Regions from separate parts of the Homo sapiens genome. Here region 2 is linked to region 1. A link is a loop called in an ENCODE intact Hi-C map of the cell type or tissue named here. Cell type or tissue: endothelial cell of umbilical vein. All regions are shown on one strand. Links, peaks and the distances in the headings refer to the core of each region. The heading gives the core; the rest is flanking DNA.

Region 1 (9,333 bases), core at 1,334-9,333:
TCACCATATTTCTTGGCAGTTCTCTTGACTTATGATTCTGATCCCTCTTCTGGATAAACCCAATGCCCTGGACCATGGTGATGCTTGAGTCAGTAAGTCAAGGAGCAGATTTATTCTGGGCATTGTAGGGAAGGCATATGCCTTTCACTTTCCAGAAGTGATAATTGAAGAGTAGAAAGATGAGGGAAGTAAATGCATAATTTATTACATATATTGATTTGACCTAGGGCAGTGAGAGAAGCTATAGGTCAGCAGGACCCAGAAGCCCTAGAAGAACATAGGTTGCTTAGCTCTTTTATGCATAATTTATGTTCTTCCTCTTTGTGTCTTCATTCTTCTCTGTGGCTCAAAACCTCTATTGTCCTACCTGACCTTTCTTCATGGTGGAGCTGACCATACTCCCAGAACTCTTGTCTTTTATTACTATTTATTTAATTTACATGTAGATTGCACATTATCATCATTATCACAGGGTAAGAGCCCTATTACCAGCGTAACACAGAATGCACTAAGCACACTCTAGCCAGACCTATAACCTTACTTAGCATCCCACTATTCCTGGCTCAACTTTCTTACTTCTGCGATCCCAGAAATGCAAAATGCTTCTAAATTCTCCATCTTTTCTCTCTTCCTTCTCATGCCCTGGTTTATCTGTACAGTTTTCTTTGCAATTGCTATTTTAGCTCCTCAATGCCTTCCACACTCTATGATAAGATAGTAGAAAATATTTCCCAGATTTTGCTGCATATTGGAATCATCTGCCTTGATGGTGGCAATTACATCAGAATCTCTGGGAGTGAGATCCAAATTTCAGTAATTTTTTTGCAGCTCTCCAGGTGATTTAAAAAAATATCTGGTTTGAGATCCAGTGTACCAGATCCTTGCTACTCAGTGTGTGCCTCAGGCCAGGAGCAAGGGCATCACCTGGAGCATGCTTGAGATGCAAGCTCTCAGGCCCCACCCCCGTCATCCTGTTGAATCTGAGTATGCATTTTAACAAGACCGCAATTTGATTTATATGCACAGTGAAATTTGAGAAGACAAGGGATCCTCTTCAAACAATACATTGCAATCAACAGTGTCTGGTTTTCCATTTGCATTAGCCAAAGATTGCCATAAATTCACTAGAGTCAAAGTTAGGTTTATTAAACTTGTGTCAATGTGGGAAAATAAGCATCAGAGGAAACATGGGGCCTCTAAGTAAGAGGCAGTTAGGAGAGGCAGAGTATAAGACTTGGGCTTGTGCTATGTGATTTAACAGCAGTGGGCTCTTAAATCCTCCCTACTCCTAGGGAAAAATGACAGATCAGAGCTCTGAATTGCCTCCCCCTTCCTTCCTGACAGCACTCAATCCCGAACGGGTCTCTGCTTTCTCAAACTCTTTTTCAAGGAGAAGGCATTTTGGTCCGCCCAGCACAGTGCTTTAGGTGGGCCAGGGAGCAGAGGGCCTGGGTGACAATAAACAGTTCACTATCTTTATAGCATATAGCTAATGGCAGCCACATCCCACTGTTTACTTGTATTAAGCAGGTGTAATGTGGTCATATACAGTGTTTTCTGTAGCAATAACTTGACACATTAAATGCTGCTTTCCAGTCTCGCACTGACTGTGAATGTCCGGGCTCAACGGAGACCTTAACAACCTGAGCCAGAACTACGGAAGGACCTGACAGCCTCACTGTGTCTCCCCCCTACACTCTAAGGAGATGACTTCACAGAGATTTGGAAGGGAAATGAGGGGTCTTTAGGAACAGAATGTTTTTGAGGGTCTTCAGAGAGCAGTGGCTCTTTCTCTTATCACTGGATAAAGGGCCACTCGACATATTTCCCCTAAAGATTGTGGTGTTTCTGAACTTGGGGCCTGAGACTTAATTTCATCTGGTGGTTGTTCCGTGGCAGTACCCGTAGACAAGCTCCAATGGCACCAGGGAAGTCTTATAGAAGATAGAAACATGGCAGAGCTGGTTGGGAGAAGATCATGGCCATCTCCAGAACCTTAAGTCCGACCCATTTCCTGTGGGGATTAGGTTGGTAGGACAGGAAATCCGACTTTTCTGTGGCAACATATGTAGCTAGGGAAGGTCTTGATTTCTAGGCAGCCCCCAAAGAATCTCCCCAAAGACAAAGGAATTCCACACAAAGACTTTGGGGTAGACCCCTTGCTGGGGGTGAGGAGTTGACCATAGCACACCAACCCTGTACACCTCCAAGGTCAGACAGTTTTATAGGCAGTGCTCACTTGGGGGCCTGAGGCCACGCTGCCATCTGCAAATACCAGCTCTGGCCCCTCTGGTCTCTGCAGCTGGCCTTTGTCAGATGTGTATGTAGTTTGGACATGTAACTTTGCCTCTGTTACAGAGGCTGACTCCTCTCCCCTTTATCCCAGTAGCAAAATAAGTTTAGACATAAGCCTAGGAGGAGAGTAAAGAGAGGGGGAAAAACATTTAGAGTGAGAAGCTATTAATGATAAAGATACCTGCCTTCCAATCAGGTATGGGCAGACCTATGCCAGCCTTGCAGTATCTGTCGCTTGCCAGCCAGTACCATGGAAACTCGTTGTCAGGTATTATGTGAGATCCACAATGTTTGGACACCATTGCTTATTCAGCTATCAGGCTAACTAACCATACAACCCAGCATACTTTTTTTTTTTTTTTGATGATGACCACAAACCTATCCATGCAATTTTTGTCAAAAATGTTGCTGACATCAAGACGCAGTATCCCAAGAGAAAGCTCCATGGCTGACATACTTGCTATTGGCTCCTAGGCATGCTCCCTTCCTTTCATAAGTGCTTACAGAATAATTAAAGGCTGTTTTATCAGTGATGATTATAGCTATGTTTACTGAGCTTGCCACACGCTGGGCACTGCGGCTCTGCATTTTACAATTCCTTCATTCTTATTTACTGTTAGGCCTCTAGGTGGGGACAGAGTTCCAGAAACTCTGGGTCAGTTTTTAAGCAGGCTTGGAGACTCAGAACCAGAAGCTGCGACCCGGTGGAAGGTGTGGCCAGAGGGAAAATGTTTAATTGTGGCCGCTATTTCTATCGTGCATCATATTCTGGGGCTTGCTAGAGAATCACCCTGTGCCTCTGCCTCCTTCTTGTTAGATTTTGCTACCTTATTTATTGGTTTCTTCCTCACTAGGATAATTTGTGAAGATAGAAATATTTCATTTTCAAACATCTCCCATGATCTTTCAGCTCTGTTTACTTTTAGAATCTTTGCAGTGAGCCAATTTGCTCTATTTTAATTTTTTGGAAACTATTTTTACTGAAGTCTATTTAACATCTGATGATATTGAATGTTCCTTTTTTTCAACTCCCTTTTCCTCTTTTCACCTTTAAATTAAAAATTTCTCATTTCTAGTCTAACAGAGTGCCTCCAAATCATGTGAGATTCCCAAGATCACAGAATTAACAGAATATTTTAACCTTATTAATACATGTGATTAGTGGTTTTAACTTAAAAAAAAAAGATTGTCTCTCTAAACAATATCCTGTTGAAGCTGAAAACTCCCACAAGGGGATTTAGAATGTGGTGTTTGAGAGCGTGGGCTCCGGGGACCAGCTTCCTGGTTTAATGGCCACCTTCGCCTGTGCTAGCTATGTGACTTTTGGGGGGGGTCCCTCTACCTCGCTACAACCAAGTTTCAGCACCTGAAAAATGGAAGCAAAACGTGACATCAGCCTCATAAGGAGCTAGCTGGAAGGAAGGGTTGAATGAATTAATTCATGTAAAGCATTTCAGTGACTGGGGAAAGTCAGCATCTCATCCATGCATCCCATAAATGGGTATAAGTTGGATGACTTCTAGGTCCCAGACACTGTCCTAGGTACCAGTAAAATATAAACATCCACATATGTATTTTAGCTGGTGCTGACAATTGTTAGGAAGAATGATGAATTAGAGAAAGGGGATGTATCAGTAAGACTTCTGCAGAAAAACAGAACCAATAGAATGTATGTCTATACGTAGGCTAAAATCTGTTTATTTTGTTTAAAGTTTGCTTTAAAAATATTTATTTCATCTAAAACACATTTTCATTGTAACAACTCCCTGGTAACCAGGTAGTAGAAGAGAAGGCTTAAAACTTCCATGTAACTTTAATTGCTGGAGACAAGTGATATTTATCAAATGTATCTGACCATTCTTGATGGGCCAAATTGGATTAGGTCAATTCAATATAGTGACCTTGCCTTACAGACAGATCTGTGGTCAGATGGAAAACTTACAGAATAGCAGGCTGTATCAGTCAGTATTCCCCAGAGAAACAGCACCAGTAAAGTATATATGTATTTCGAGAGAAGGAGAGAGGGAGAGACGGACATTGTAAGGAAGTGATTCATGTGGTTGTTATTGTGCGGGCTGCCAAGTCCATGATCTGTAGGGTAGACTAGGTGGGTTGGAAACCTAAGTACTACTACTCCTTTTTATTTTTTTTTCTTTCCCACATGGTGCTGATGTAATGCACTACTTCTATGTTGCAGTCTTGAGGCAAAATTCCTTCTTGGGAAAACCTCAGTTTTTGCTCTTAAGAACTTCAACTGATTTCATAAGTCCCACACACATTATCAAGGGTAATCTTTATCTAAAGTCCTCTATAGATGTTAATCACATCTACAGGATACATTCCCACCAACATCGTCATTAGTATTTGACCAAACAATTGGGCACTGTAGCCGAGCCAGGTTGACTCATCAAATTAACCTGGCCAGGGGGAGTGTGTGTTCCCTCATCAGAGAGTCGTAGGTGAGCTTCTGAGGAGGTGATGGATTTGAGCAGAGACCCAAGTGAAGATGAAGAGGGGGCATGCAGATACTGGTGACCAGCAGCCCGCAGCATTGTCCACTTACTTTGGTAGTGCCATGGAAAGTTAAATTTCATCCTGGCATCCTGGATCAATGTATCTAGTTGGTTTTTTTAAATGATAAACAAGAAGCCAAACTCTTGTGACATTTTAGAAGTTAAAATTGTTCAGGAATACTCATAAATGCACAAGACACACCTGACTATGCATGTGTGTGTGCACGTGTGCACATGCATACACACACACACACACACACACACACACACACTTCCTTTTCCTTCCGGAGATGGTCTTTTCTGTGGTCTTAAATAAGCTTATGTGTTCTGAAAGAGAGCTCTTGCTGTTCCTTTATCATTTAGCTCCAAACAGTGCAGATTTAGAAGTGCATTCCCGGGGATAATGCTGAGCATTGGGTAAGTTTTTTTTTTTTTTTTTTTTTTTTTTGAGGGGGTATGTTAAATGAGAAAATGTTTAACTTCTATAGAATTTTCACTGCCAGGACCTCATGCATTCTTTCCAGTAGAGTTTTATTTTATATGTATTCACTTTGGTTTGCCTGTGAGGTGTTGTGGCTGTAATGCCCGAGGGATCATTTGTACACCAGGAAACTCAAAGATGGTAAACCACGGCTGAGCCTTGTCTTATTCTGTGCGGCATGTAACCTTTCACATTATTCTAATGAAAATGACATTTATGATTGCAGCCTTCTGTGAACTTTCAAAAGCCAGCTGTAATAAAATTGCTGCCTAGGTTTTCTATAGCATCTTTAACTTTGACTTGTGTAGCAATATACCAGGGAAAAAAAGAAATGAAAGCAAACTTTTATTTTCCAAGAAATTAAATTTGATATCAATGTTTTATGTCCACACTGAATTAAAATCTATAAAATTTTAGGAAACTGAAGGTCTGAAAAAAATAAAAGGTTGTCTCACGGGATTTTTTCCTTTGGTTGAGGTTTGCAGCCTAGTTTTGTTCCTCCAAAGGGATTGAGATGGTTCCCAGTGGAGCTTCCCTGTGCTAAGTCTCTGAACTTTTTGGAATTACCCCTTGAAAAAGATCAACATATTCTGCCTTGGTTATTGGGAAGCTGACAAGATATGTTGAGGTTTTAAATCGGGGGCTCCTCTGATATTATTTGTATTAGTCTGTTTTCATGCTGCCGATAAGGACGTACCTGAGACTGGGCAATTTACAAGAGAAAGAGGTTTAATTGGACTTACAGTTTCACATGGCTAATGAGGCCTCACAATCATGGTGGAAGGCAAGGAGGAGCCAGTCACATCTTACATGGATGGTGGCAGGCAAAGGGAGAGTAGGGGAACTCCTCTTTATAAAACCATCAGATCTCATGAGACTTATTCACTATCATGAGAACAGCATGGGAAAGACTTGCCCCCCATGATTCAATTACATCCCACCAGGTTCCTCCCACAACACATGGGAATTCAAGATGAGATTTGGGTGGGGACACAGCCAGACCATATCATTCCACCCTGGCCCCTCCCAAATCTCATGTCCTCACATTTAAAAACCAATCATGCCTTCCCAACAGTCTTCCATGGTCTTAACTCATTTCAGCATTAACTCAAAAGTCCACAGTCCAGTGTCTCATCTGAGACAAGGCAAGTCCCTTCCACCTATGAGCCTGTAAAATCAAAAGCAAGTTAGTTACTTCCTAGACACAACAGGGGTACAGGCATTGGGTAATACAGCCATTCCAAATGGGAGAAATTGGCCAAAACAAAGTGGGTACAGGCCCCATGCAAGTCCAAAATCCAGCAGGGCAGTCAAATCTTAAAGCTCCAGAATTATCTCCTTTGACTCCATGTCTCACATCCAGGTCATGCTGATGCAAGAGGTGGGTTCTCATGGTCTTGGACATCTCTGCCCCTTTGGCTTTGCAGGGTACCACCTACCTCCTGGCTGCTTTCATGGGATGGCATTGAGTTTCTGTGGCTTTTCCAGGCACACAATGCAAGCTGTCGGTGGATCTACGATTCTGGGATCTGGAGGATGGTGGCCTTCTTCTCACAGCTCCACTAGGTGGTTTCCCAGTAGGGACTCTGGGTGGGGGCTTCAACCCCACATTTCCCTTCCACAAAAATGCCCTAGCAGAGATTCTCCATTAGTGCCCTGCCTCTACAGCAAAATTCTGTCTGGGCATCCAGGTGTTTCCATACATCTTCTGAAATCTAGATGGAGGTTCCCAAACCCCAATTCTTGACTTCTGTGCAGTTGCAAGCTCAACACCACGTGGAAGCTGCCAAGGCTTGGGGCTTGCACCCTCTGAAGCCATGGCCTGAGCGTTATGTTGGCACCTTTCAGCCATGGCTAGAGCAGTTGGGAGGCAGAGCACCAAGTCCCTAGGCTGCGCGCAGCATGGGGACCTTGGGCCCGGCCCACAAAACAATTTTCTCCTAGGCCTCTGGGCCTGTGATGGGAGGGGCTGATGTGAAGACCTCTGACATGCCCTGGAGACATTTTCCCCTTTGTCTTGGAGATTAGCGTTAGGTTCCTTATTACTTATGCAAATTTCTGCAGTGGGCTTGAAATTTTTCAAACTTTTATGCTCTGCTTCTGTTTTAAAACTGAATACCTTTAACAATACCCAAGTCACATCTTGAATGCTTTGCTGCTTAGAAATTTCTTCCACCAGATATACCCTAAATCATCACTCTCAAGTTCAAAGTTCCACAAATCTCTAGGGAAGGGGTAAAATACCGCCAGTCTCTTTGCTATAACATCACAAGAGTCACCTTTGCTCCAGTTCTCAACAAGTTCCTCATCTCCATCTGAGACCACCTCAGCCTGGACCTTATTGTCCATATGCTATCAGGCTTCTGGTCAAAGCCATTCAACAAGTCTCTAGTAAGTTCCAAACTTTCCCACATTTTCCTGTTTTCCTCTGAACCCTCCAAACTGTTCCAGCCTCTGCTTCTTACCTAGTACCAAAGTCACTTCCACATTTTCAGGCATCTTTTCAGCAATGTCCCACTCTACTGGTACCAATTTACTGCATGAGTTCATTTTTATGGGGCTGATAAAGACATACCAGAGACTGGGCAATTTACAAAAGAAGAGGTTTAATTGGGCTTACAGTTCCACATGGCTGGGGAGGACTCACAATCATGGTGGAAGGCAAGGAGGAGCAAGTCACTTTTTACGTGGATGGTGGCCGGCAAAGAGAGAGAGCTTGTGCAGGGGAACTCCTCTTTATAAAACCATCAGACCTCATGAGACTTATTCACTATTATGAGAACAGCATGGGAAAGACTTGCCCCCATGATTCAATTATCTCCCACCAGGTCCCTCCCACAACATGCAGGAATTCAAATTGAGATTTGGGTGGGGCCGTAGCCAAATCATATTATTATTGAATTGGGGTGACCATTTACTTAGCTTCTATATTTGTTAACTTTTCTCAGACATGTCTATAGTAGCATCTGTACATCAAATTGTAAGCACTGATGTTGAATACCATTCAATCAGTTGCTTTCAGAATACCTTAAGATTAGAAACAAATTCACGTTTGTCTTCCCTATTGTGTCAGTTAGATACTGGCTGTCAGGGTGGCCCTTCATTTATCAACGAGATGGATTGATCTGCCTCCAACACGTGGCATTATATTTAATCCCATCAATTATCCCCTCTATGACATTCCCTGTTGCTTCCTGATTGGCCAAACAGGCCACATAGCTCACATAGTCCTCCTCAAAGGGCCATGCATACAATGAACAATTCCTAAGATCTTGGGCACCCGAAATACTTGGCATCTGTGAAATAAAATATGTTATTAATTGTTATTTCTTATTAATTCTCAAGGGAGCACTGGGATGATTTTCCCTGAATGTTTTTGATAAATATTGAGATTATATTTTTCTTCCAAGTCCTGTTTTTTAAGTGAAAGCTGAATAACTAGAGTGAAACCCGAAAGCCTGAATCATGGCCTCCAATTTAATATTTCCAGGGAAAGTGCTACCTTTTCATTTAAACTGGACTCACAAATCCATATTTCTTCTCTCTCTTTTCTCCTAAGTCTGACAAGAATGGCTTTCTCCGAACTCAGCCAGTAGCAAGTCAAACCTCCTAAAGGAAATTATAGTGAGAATGGGAGGGGAAGGCTGACAGTTATCAGCACACAATATGACAAGAGCATCCATCATGTCTGCGTTTAGGCCCAGGGTCTAGGGAGAGGAAAAAAGCAATAAAGCAAATAAAAGTGCGGAGCCTCGCTTGATGTATCCGTAAACTCAATGAATGTTAACCTCTCCCTGGAACCCTGGGTTTCAGTCTTTGCCTTCTTCACACCTGTGGTTGTCATTAGGTGTCTTCTGGACCCAAGGGAAGTACAAAGCTCTGCTCCATCAACAGCTCTTTTGGGTTCTTATTTTTATTTTTGTGCTCAATAAGTACTTTTTATTATCCTACTTCGCATGATGTTTAATCATCAAATGTTTTATTCAAGGATATACTGTTGTGAATAAGTATGTTTTTCTATTTTAATATTTTTTATTTTTAATT
Region 2 (9,333 bases), core at 901-8,900, 220 kb after region 1:
CGTGTCCCTTAAGCTAAGTAAAGGCAATGTTTTGGGGAGAGAATGATCAATTGTGTCAAATGCTGCTGAGAGGACTGACCAAGAGGGCCTTGAAGTGCCATCCAGCTGGACTAAAGCTAAGACAGACTTCTTCCTAATTCAAGACCCCTGAACTCCACAGACCATTTCCTTTAGAATATGTGTAATTATAAATTCTTTGTTCCCTTGGGATATAAATATTTTTTAAAGCTTTCTACCAGTTTTATAGCCTAGAAATGTCTCGTACAAAGACTTAGGAGCCATCTCTTTGAGAGGTAATCATCAAGGAAGGTAGAGCTCCTATTCCTCAGTTTATTTGAGAGGGTGGGATCCTAACTTTGAGGAATGCCAAATAGAAGATGCAGATGGTCTAATCACAAGAAAACAAAACAAAACAAAAAACACGTGAAAACTTAGGAATAACTCAATGTGTTCAACCCATCCTATTAATCATCCTTACCCCAAAAGTTCTCCAGTACTTTGCCACTATCTCACTCCACAATTAAAAATTCCCCTGCATTTTGTTTCAGCATAGTTGAGTTTAGATTTTAATTTTGGCATCTCTTCCCTATTGCAGTATTCTTGAATAAAGTCTTCCTTGTTTGATTAACTTTTCCTAGTGCAATTTTTGCTTTAGACAGGACCAATAAGGTGAGGACTAAGCAGTGATCATTGGGCTTCCCAGCATGGGTTCCACTGGTGTTCTATGGCTGTAGGATTATAAAACTAGTGGATAAAATATTTTCAGAATCCCAGTAGATAATTGATATGAAGAAACCAATTCACTGGTTTCCATACCAATATCTCTTTTGGTTTGGGATTAATGATTTCTACTACACATAGTCACTTTTTGATCCTCTTACATCCTTCAGCTATTTAAAATACTATAACTGGTAACATCAGCCATTTAAATATTTAAATATACAGTTAGCTGTGGTTTGAATGCTTTTGTCAACTCTAAAATTCATGTTAAAATTTAATCCCCCATGCAACAGTTTTTGGATGTGTGGACATTGATAGGTGATTCAGTTATGACAGCTTCACTCATGAATGGGATTAGGTGCCCTTATAAAAGGGCTTGATAGAAGGAGTTTACTCTTTTTTGCCCTTCTGACTTCTGTCATATAAGGACACTACATTCCTCCCCTTTTGAGGATGCAACACTCAAGGCACCATCTTGAAAGCAGAGAGCTGCCCTCATCAAACACTGAGCCTGCTGGTGCCTTAATCTTGACTTCTCAGTCTGCAGAACTGTGAGAAATAAATTTCTGTTCTTTACAAATTACCCAGTCTGGTATTCCATTATAGCAGCACAAAACAAACTATGACACAGTTGGTTATTTAGACATTAAGGACTAAATTTTATTTTGTAACTTAAAGGCAGAAACCTATTTGAGGTGAAAGGAAAGATTCTAGACTGAAATCTTATACACTGTTGCATGTATAGAACTACCTTTAAGACATTTGACAAGCATCCCCTGAAGTGTCTTTGTTTTTAACATGTGAGAAAAATTACATTTTTTTCTGATAGTGCATTTTTTCTAGTAGGATTCTTTTATGCAAATATGTCTGGTTGAGATTTTGATCAACAATTTAAGCCAAACCTACACACTGGTATCAAAGAAGTAAATATTTTCAAACCTCAGTATTTAGCTTGGGGATTGCAAGCAAATTATCAAGCAGTACCTAAAGTTAGGTGTGCTGTTTGGAAAATGGCTGTTAACTTGTACTGTGCTCAGAAGTGAGAATTGTTGATTATATGGAAATATTTAAACTTCATGAAGTAAGAAAATGTAGTTGACTACCTTCTCTTAATATCCTTTTGTTCCCACTTCTGGCGTGATGTTCTTATCTACTTGAGAATTTTTTCTGTTTTTTCTAGACAGAAATAGTCCAATAAATATTAGAAAACCCATCAAATGTCTATAAATTAAACATTTACAAATTATCCTTCCCTTTTGTTGAGATCTTAAATCCATCCTTTTCTCTTGTCAAAAGAAATATGCAGTCATTGAAGGAAAGTCAGAAAATATATAAAAGCAAAAAGAAGGAAGCAACAACATTGGAAATGGCCTGAAGCCACAGGTAAGGCGAGAATGTGTTGAGAATATCCTGCTGCATTCAAGCCAAGATGGCAACGGAACTTCATATTTTGAATCTTCCTGCTCCAAATGCATAATGACGATGGCTGTTATTTAAAGGAGAACATTAAGGAACACGTATATACTACAAAATTAATACAGCCATCTTTGTATAACAAAAAATGAAACACATTGTGCAAAACGGACCCTCTGAGGCTTCAGGGATTAGAATGACAGCAGCAAATGAGCAGCGGCACCCATAGCCTTCTTGGGAAAATGGGAATAACAGTTCCCCATAAGAAGTAGTGGAATAGAGTTATTTGCTCCGCAAAAAGAATTGTTCTAAGGTTACAACTTATAGTCTATGGCATGAGGGAGAAAGAAAGTATCAAAATAGCATAAGTGTAAGTGAGGTTACTCTCTGATGTAGTGACAATGACTGTATGTTCAATAACCCTACATCACCAAAGACCTCAGTTATCTGAAATAGTTATGGTTCTGAACTGGGGCCACAGAGGAGTAGAGAAAGGTGGGGGCGAGGGGAGGAAAGGAGAATGAGAGAGAGAAATCTCAACCCAACATTCATAAAAAAATTAATAATATATAAGGCAAAATAAAGCAGAGACAAACAAGATAGGTGAATATAAAAATGATCAATAAAGAATATTGAAATAGGAAAATATATCCAAGTAAAATTTAATAGATAAACTCTAAACTGGATAAAATCAAAGATAAATGTATAAGATTATGCTTCCTGAAGATATTGTCACCTTAGCCCATGCGAAACCTGGTTGACTCTGCCATCAAAATATTGTTTCAGTCCGGGTGCGGTGGTTCACGCCTGTAATCCAGCACTTTGGGAAGCCGAGGCAGGTGGATCACCTGAGGTTTGGAGTTTGAGACCAGCCTGGCCAACATGGTGAAACCCCATCTCTACTAAAAATTCAAAACTAGTTAGGTGTGGTGGCACGCGCCTGTAATCCCAGCTACTCGGGAAGCTGAGGCAGGAGAATTGCTTGAACCCAGGAGGCGGAGTTTGCTGTGAGCCATGAGCTGAGATCGTGCTATTGCACTCCAGCCTGGGTGACAGAGTGAGACTCCATCTCAACCAAAAACAACAACAAAAACAAAACATTGTTTCACCTCAGAATGAATCTCTCAGATTGTAGATGTTCACCACATCTATGAAATACCTTCACAGTAACATCTAGTCTAGTGTTTGACCAAACAACTGGGCATCACACTTTAGTGAAGTTGACATAAAAATTAACCGTCACACAGGCCTTTGTAAAGTCAAGAGAACTCACTCAGAAGGAATTATGGGGAGTGGGAGCTCCAAATCTGCCCCTCAAGAACATAGGCAGGTCCAACAGGAAGCAAGGAATAGGCCATGTATCATTAGGGTCACTTAACTAGAGGTACTACACAATTTTCTATGAAAACTGAGACACTTTTTAAACTGAAAGGGTGCACTATTAATAATTATGTCAGGATACAGATTGAAATCTGGATGCTCTCAATTAAACTGTGGTATTTGCTTACTTAGCTTATAGCTCACACATCAGGCTTTCCTTAACTCCACTCATCAGGTTAGTCACTTGACCACGTATCTGCAGGTGTAAAGAAAGGGGGCAAAAAGAGGGACAGAAGCTTCCATCTCAACATACCCCACATAGGATGGAATTATTGGTAGAAATTTCCCTCTCTGTGGTTTGAGGGGGATTGTGGAGAAGGGGAGCAAAATGTTTCACTAACATGTAGAGAAATATCAACAGTGAATGGTTTGGTGAACAGATGATTGGCATAACTTATATTTAAAGGGCTCCAAAAAGATGATTTTTCCTTACATGTCTGAAGGTTTTCATGATTCCAAGTAGAACAGGGAGGTACTAAAGGAAATGCCATGGCATTGGCAATTCTCAGACTGCAGATGCCCTGAAAATCATATCTCATGCTGTCACTGGCAATCTCTAGCTTATTAGTAGCAATCCTATTTAAATCTTGGAAATCTAGTTTAATTATGCTCAACCAATTAGGTACATGTATATTAATAGCAAAATAAATTTGAATGAAATGAGCAAGATTTAGTGTACCTGGTACAGATACTTTACTTTTTTTTTTTTTTTTTTTAACACAACCTTTATGGAAGTCCTACTGCTTGCTAAATTATTCCCCTCTTTCCTTCTCCAGATACATGTGGGGAATGACCTTTCCGTGCCTGTGCGGTTTATTGGGATTATGTAAGTAATTTTGGTGACACATATCCTTCCAGAACTAGAATTTAATCTCTAATGCATGGTCATTCAGAAAAAAAAAAAAATCATTGTTACAGGGCGACAAATTATATGGTGAAACTGTTGCTTGAATAAACTTGGAAGTCACATAATATGCGTAATAAACATGTTGCTTCAGCGGTAGAGTTTGGGAAGCAGAATGCCATTAGTTGTTTTTGCCACTCCATTTGAGAAAGTACTAAAAGCAAGATAACAGAATTGACTGGTTTGAAATCAGGACTAAAGAAAATAGAGGGTACAGATATTCAGATACTTGTAGGTTTGGAAGAAGTAACTGTTTTTCTTTGTTGTTGTTGTTGTTGTTTTATCCGAAATAGAAAAAGACAAATAAATTATGTGAGTACCAAAATCAGATTAAACCTCTGCCTAGAGGCAAGAATCAAAAGTATGGCTTTCACATCCGTTGTTCATCTTTTTAATGGCTTAAGTGCAGATCTATTAATCCTTTTAGTTGGACAAAATAACTTAAAGGAGGAAATACACCAGAGTATGGCCTCTCATGGATATCTGATAAGCTCCAGGTACCAGCAATTATGTCCAGAGAAGGAGAGTTTAAAGTCTTGGAAAGATCTATGTGTATAGCTATTGGAATGTGCTGTTGATTAGAATAACATAGATAAGACTAAGTTTTTGAGAAAGCTATGCTGGCAAAGAGGAAGTTAATTTAAGTCGTACTGCTTTGGACATTATGCAATCTTGAACCCTCATGTTTATATTGGAAGAGGACAATCTCAGGAAGCTTTTCAGTCCCAAAACAGATGTGGCGGCCATGAGGAAGTGCAACTCAGATCGCCACCTGCAGAAGCCTATGACCAAGCGCTTAGTCGCTGCCCTCTGAAATCGTGGCTGTGTATGTGCTGATGCCACCATCCCACAGGCTGCTCCCAGTTGTGCCTGAATATGCCAGGGATCCTAAGCCAGGCTCATTCCTGGGACAAGAGACCCCTTTTCTGGGTGACTTAACCCCCAAAACTCACAGATGTTTGTGCCAAAATTGTCTTAGCCTTGCTTTGCATTTTAAGAAACTTCAGCCCTCCCTTCCTTCCTTCCCTCTTTCCTTGCTTCCTTTTCTCTCTCCTCCTCTTGGGGTCAGACCTGCGTCATGATCTGAAGGTTCCCCAGCCTCCCTGAGTGCCTTTTCCATTTTTTTTTTCTCACAGGCATTACTTTCTAAGAAATTTATTTCATGTTTAATACTCTCCTAGCATCTGCTTATCAGAGGACTCAATCCAGAGGGAATGCTCCCCAGTGCTCTCCAATGCTCTCTTCAGAGATGACCTAAAAGGATGATGGAAAGTATAGGACTTCCAGAGGTTACAAACAATCGACTGAAGGTTTCCTCCTAAGGAGAAAGATTAGAGTATAATAATGAATATTCCTTTTCCCTTAGAAACTTCTGTCCAGACCCAGAAAGTTAACTGCTTAATATTTCATATTCTTTCTATTTTCTAAATAGAAACATGTATTGAAGATAGCCTGTTTCAAACCCACGCTTTTTTACAGGGTGGATTGAGGACAAATACCTTGTCTTCAAGTGTACAATTAGCTCCTCTGCATCAAGAGGAACTAATTCCAAACTGGAAGTATAGACTAATTCAGTCGGGGTCTAGTCAGAAGAAAAAAAAAATAATCGCAAAACACCCCAGTTATTTTAACTGAGAATTTAATATAAAACATCATTTAGTAGTATTAGGGAAATGAAAAGGCAATAAAACACAGAAACATCACATAGAGAGTATGTGATGCTTTCTTTTCTAAAGAAAGTTAATACCACTCCTAGAGTTTGGAAACTGTAGGAAAAGTTAGAATTATCTCAGAGCTGGGATTCAGCCTGGTAAATTTCAGACTGATACATTTCAGACTGGTGGATTTCAGACTGGTACATTCGGAGGAAGAGCTCTCTGGAGATGGAGTTGTGGGGTATGTAGGAAACTGATGCTCCTGTTTGTGAAGGGGCAAAATGAGACTCTTTTGGGAGTGTTGAAAAACTACAGGTTGTAAGTTGCTCTTACTCAAATAGCTGCCCCTAGTGGACTGAAGAGTTATTACTGGAGTGAGTTTGGATCAAAGAGCAAGCATTGTGCATTTTATTTTTCTTCTTCCAGTCTCCTTATAGAACCCCCTAATAGCAAAATCTAGCAGGGAGTCAGCTGTTAAAACATAGTTTGCAGAATGTTGGTGTCATAAAAGGAAGTATGGCTGCTGGTTTTCTCTTTTGCTCAGGCCTTTGGCAATGGCAGGATGAACAAATGTTGTGGACTTTGTACTTTGTACCAAGAATCTCCCTGTTCACTGACAGGAACATAAGTGGAATGACAAACAGTACAAGAAAGCCCATTTAGGCACAGCCTGAAGGCCAACGCTTTTGGAAATGTTTCCCATACAAAGAGAACTGTGTTGGAAAAATAGGAGTTGAAGCCGAATGGCCAAATTCTAATATCAGGAAGTGTACTATAGTTCAGCTGATTGAGAATGGCAAGAAAATCATAGTCTTTGTACCCAACGATGGTTGCTTGAACTTTATTGAGGAAAAGATGAATTTCTGGTTGCTGAATTTGTCAAAAAGGTCATACTGTTGTTGACATTCCTGTAGTCCGCTTTAATGTTGTCAGAGTAGCCAATGTCTCTTGGTCCTATACAAAAGCAAGAAGGAAAGACCAAGATCATAATTTTTTGTGGTAAAACCACAGTAGTAATACATTTTTATATGCCAAAAATTAAAATAAATTGGAATATAGAATGATGGGAATCAAGCTGAGAGATCATAGTTTAATAATGAGTGTACTCCCTGATATAGACACCACCATGAATCACTCACAGATCTAAGCCTTTGCCCTCCATGACATGACTGGATGAACAATTATGTTGTCTCACTCAGGAAGTCTGTAAATGTATTTTGCTGGTGAATTGAAGAGTGAAACAAATATGTGTTGATCAGATAGGTAGACTATGCTGGTCTTTACGGTTATTTAAATGCACAGTTTTTTCTCTCACAGTTGTTGACTACAGGATTGGCCCAGTTTCTGACTTCTTGTGATTCATAAAGTAACAAATCCATTTCTGACCAATGAGTTGAGACTGGAGATGCTGTGCATGATGTCTGGCCTGCACATTTAATTTTGATCCAAGTTTCCAGGAGCACTCTCTCCATTATATAAAACTCTAGGAGTAATTCTGCAGAGATCTAAAAAATGATGGCGCTTCATTAGCTGGTATGCTGAGGGACTGACCTGAGCAGTTATCAATGACTCACAAGAGCCATGAAGTACAAGAAAATAAGAATCCTTTGTTATGCTTAAGCCACTGAAATTTTGGGTTGTTTATTAATGCAGCATGCCTAGCCTATTCTGACTGATAATATCTCATGTTTATTTCAAAACTATATCTTACTGTTGTACTCTTCTTGTAGTCATGCAGCAGATTTACTATATCTTTTAATGTTTATTTTGAAAATTGTTTATGTCAGTGCTACTTCTTGTACAAAGAAGATTTGAGTTAGCTGATGAGGATGCAATGTACAAAGATTCTAGATGATGCTTTTGTACATGGACAAAATTGATTTGAGTTGCAGAGCTGTATGAATGTCAGAGGCATTCCACTCGCTTTGAATTCATAAGAAAATTATTATTTTTTATTTGGCCAGAAAGACACACTTTAAATAAAAGCTTAAAGAAATAGAAATGTGTACAATATTTATATTCAGAGTACAAATGCAATGGAACTGTTAGTGGTTGATTATTAATATGGTCTTAAAACCTTGTCAAAATCCAGAAGATTTAATACTATTAAGCATAAGCAACTGAATAATTCATCATTGAAAGTGAACTAATTTTCTTTTTAAAATTTAAAGTACATACATTTAAAAGAAATGACTACGGTGATAGCTTCAAATCTGCATCCTAAAAACAGTACAGAGAGTAGAATAAAACCTTAATTTTAAGTGATCCCACAAAGTACCAAGTGGTCCTCTGAGTCTCTGTTTTCATAATGTTATGCTGGGTATTTTCACAGCAAATATCATTGTAACCTTTAAAAAAGTCAGACTTTTAATTATTAGGATAAAATGGTAGACCTTACTTCATTATGTTACTTTGTATTTCTCAAGTCTCATAATCCATTTAAATAATTGTAGAGACAGCCTCTGGGAATATATGTGAGGAAGAGAAGGCAGTGACTTTCAGGTAACAATGAAAATAATATTTGTTTTTAATTTGTGTTTAAATTGCCATCTCTAAGTACCCACAGTCAGCATTGGCAAAATTAAATAATTACTTAAATACCTTTATTCCACTCCTCCCCGCTCCAGCTCCCCTGAAGTTCAGCCAGATTGGACTCCCAGGTGTGAAAGTTTGAACATGATTCTATTTAAATGTCACAGTTTCCAGAACACACCTCGCATGCCAAGCACATTTTCTTTAATCTAGTCTTAAGTTCTCTAAGGCAACTTGGATCATATCCAGGAAAAACTGAGAAACAAACCTGGATTGGTTAGAGGCAAGGATCTGACTGACTCTGCTTTTCTGCATTTCACAATAAGGTACAATAATTATTTTGCCCAAGACCAGATTAGATAAAGGGACCATTCTAGGGAATTAAATGTGAGGTCACATCTCCCTAAAGTCGTGGTATTGTGCAGGTCTGAATAGGGGACCTCTTTCAGGGAAGTCTTCAGCAGAACGGTGAAGGCAAAATTTGCTTTCTGGTGCTTTATTTCCGTAGCTCTGAGAGTTAGAACTAAAGTTGCATGGTTACAGTTTGAAAAATATTGAGCTGGATTAATTTAAAATTAATGATTGATGACAATTAAGTAGAGAGCAGTATGTGGCAAAAGCCACTCTGTTAAAGGTGAGGATTAATTTACAAATGATGATTCCACTTGTGGAGGACTGTTAGAATTTTAGAAGCATTTTGAATAGATCTTTCCTTTGCAGAACACAGGA

The links. Peaks named below come from ENCODE experiments on the same cell type or tissue, not always from the same donor. Only the 100,000 strongest peaks of a DNase experiment are listed, where the experiment ranks them.
Region 2: a loop joins it to region 1, with 10 times the contacts of the local background. A loop is called at or near these places in 2 of 110 quality-filtered maps.

What each region holds. Positions count from the first base shown.
Region 1 is chr5:13,472,652-13,481,984 of GRCh38, reverse strand. All of the region lies in intron 4 of LOC105374660 (a long non-coding RNA gene), which reads left to right. Among named protein-coding and RNA genes, the nearest start is that of DNAH5-AS1, 380 kb to the left of the region's middle. RefSeq lists enhancers at 6,632-7,132, 7,133-7,633. In endothelial cell of umbilical vein, for the core only: a CTCF peak has its summit at 2,902; DNase peaks (open chromatin) are centred at 2,944 and 4,374; H3K27me3 peaks cover 14 bases.
Region 2 is chr5:13,247,964-13,257,296 of GRCh38, reverse strand. It overlaps the pseudogene RPS23P5. Among named protein-coding and RNA genes, the nearest start is that of LINC02220, 220 kb to the right of the region's middle. In endothelial cell of umbilical vein, for the core only: a CTCF peak has its summit at 6,417 (motif pointing left); DNase peaks (open chromatin) are centred at 4,456, 5,106 and 7,286; H3K27ac peaks cover 3,584 bases.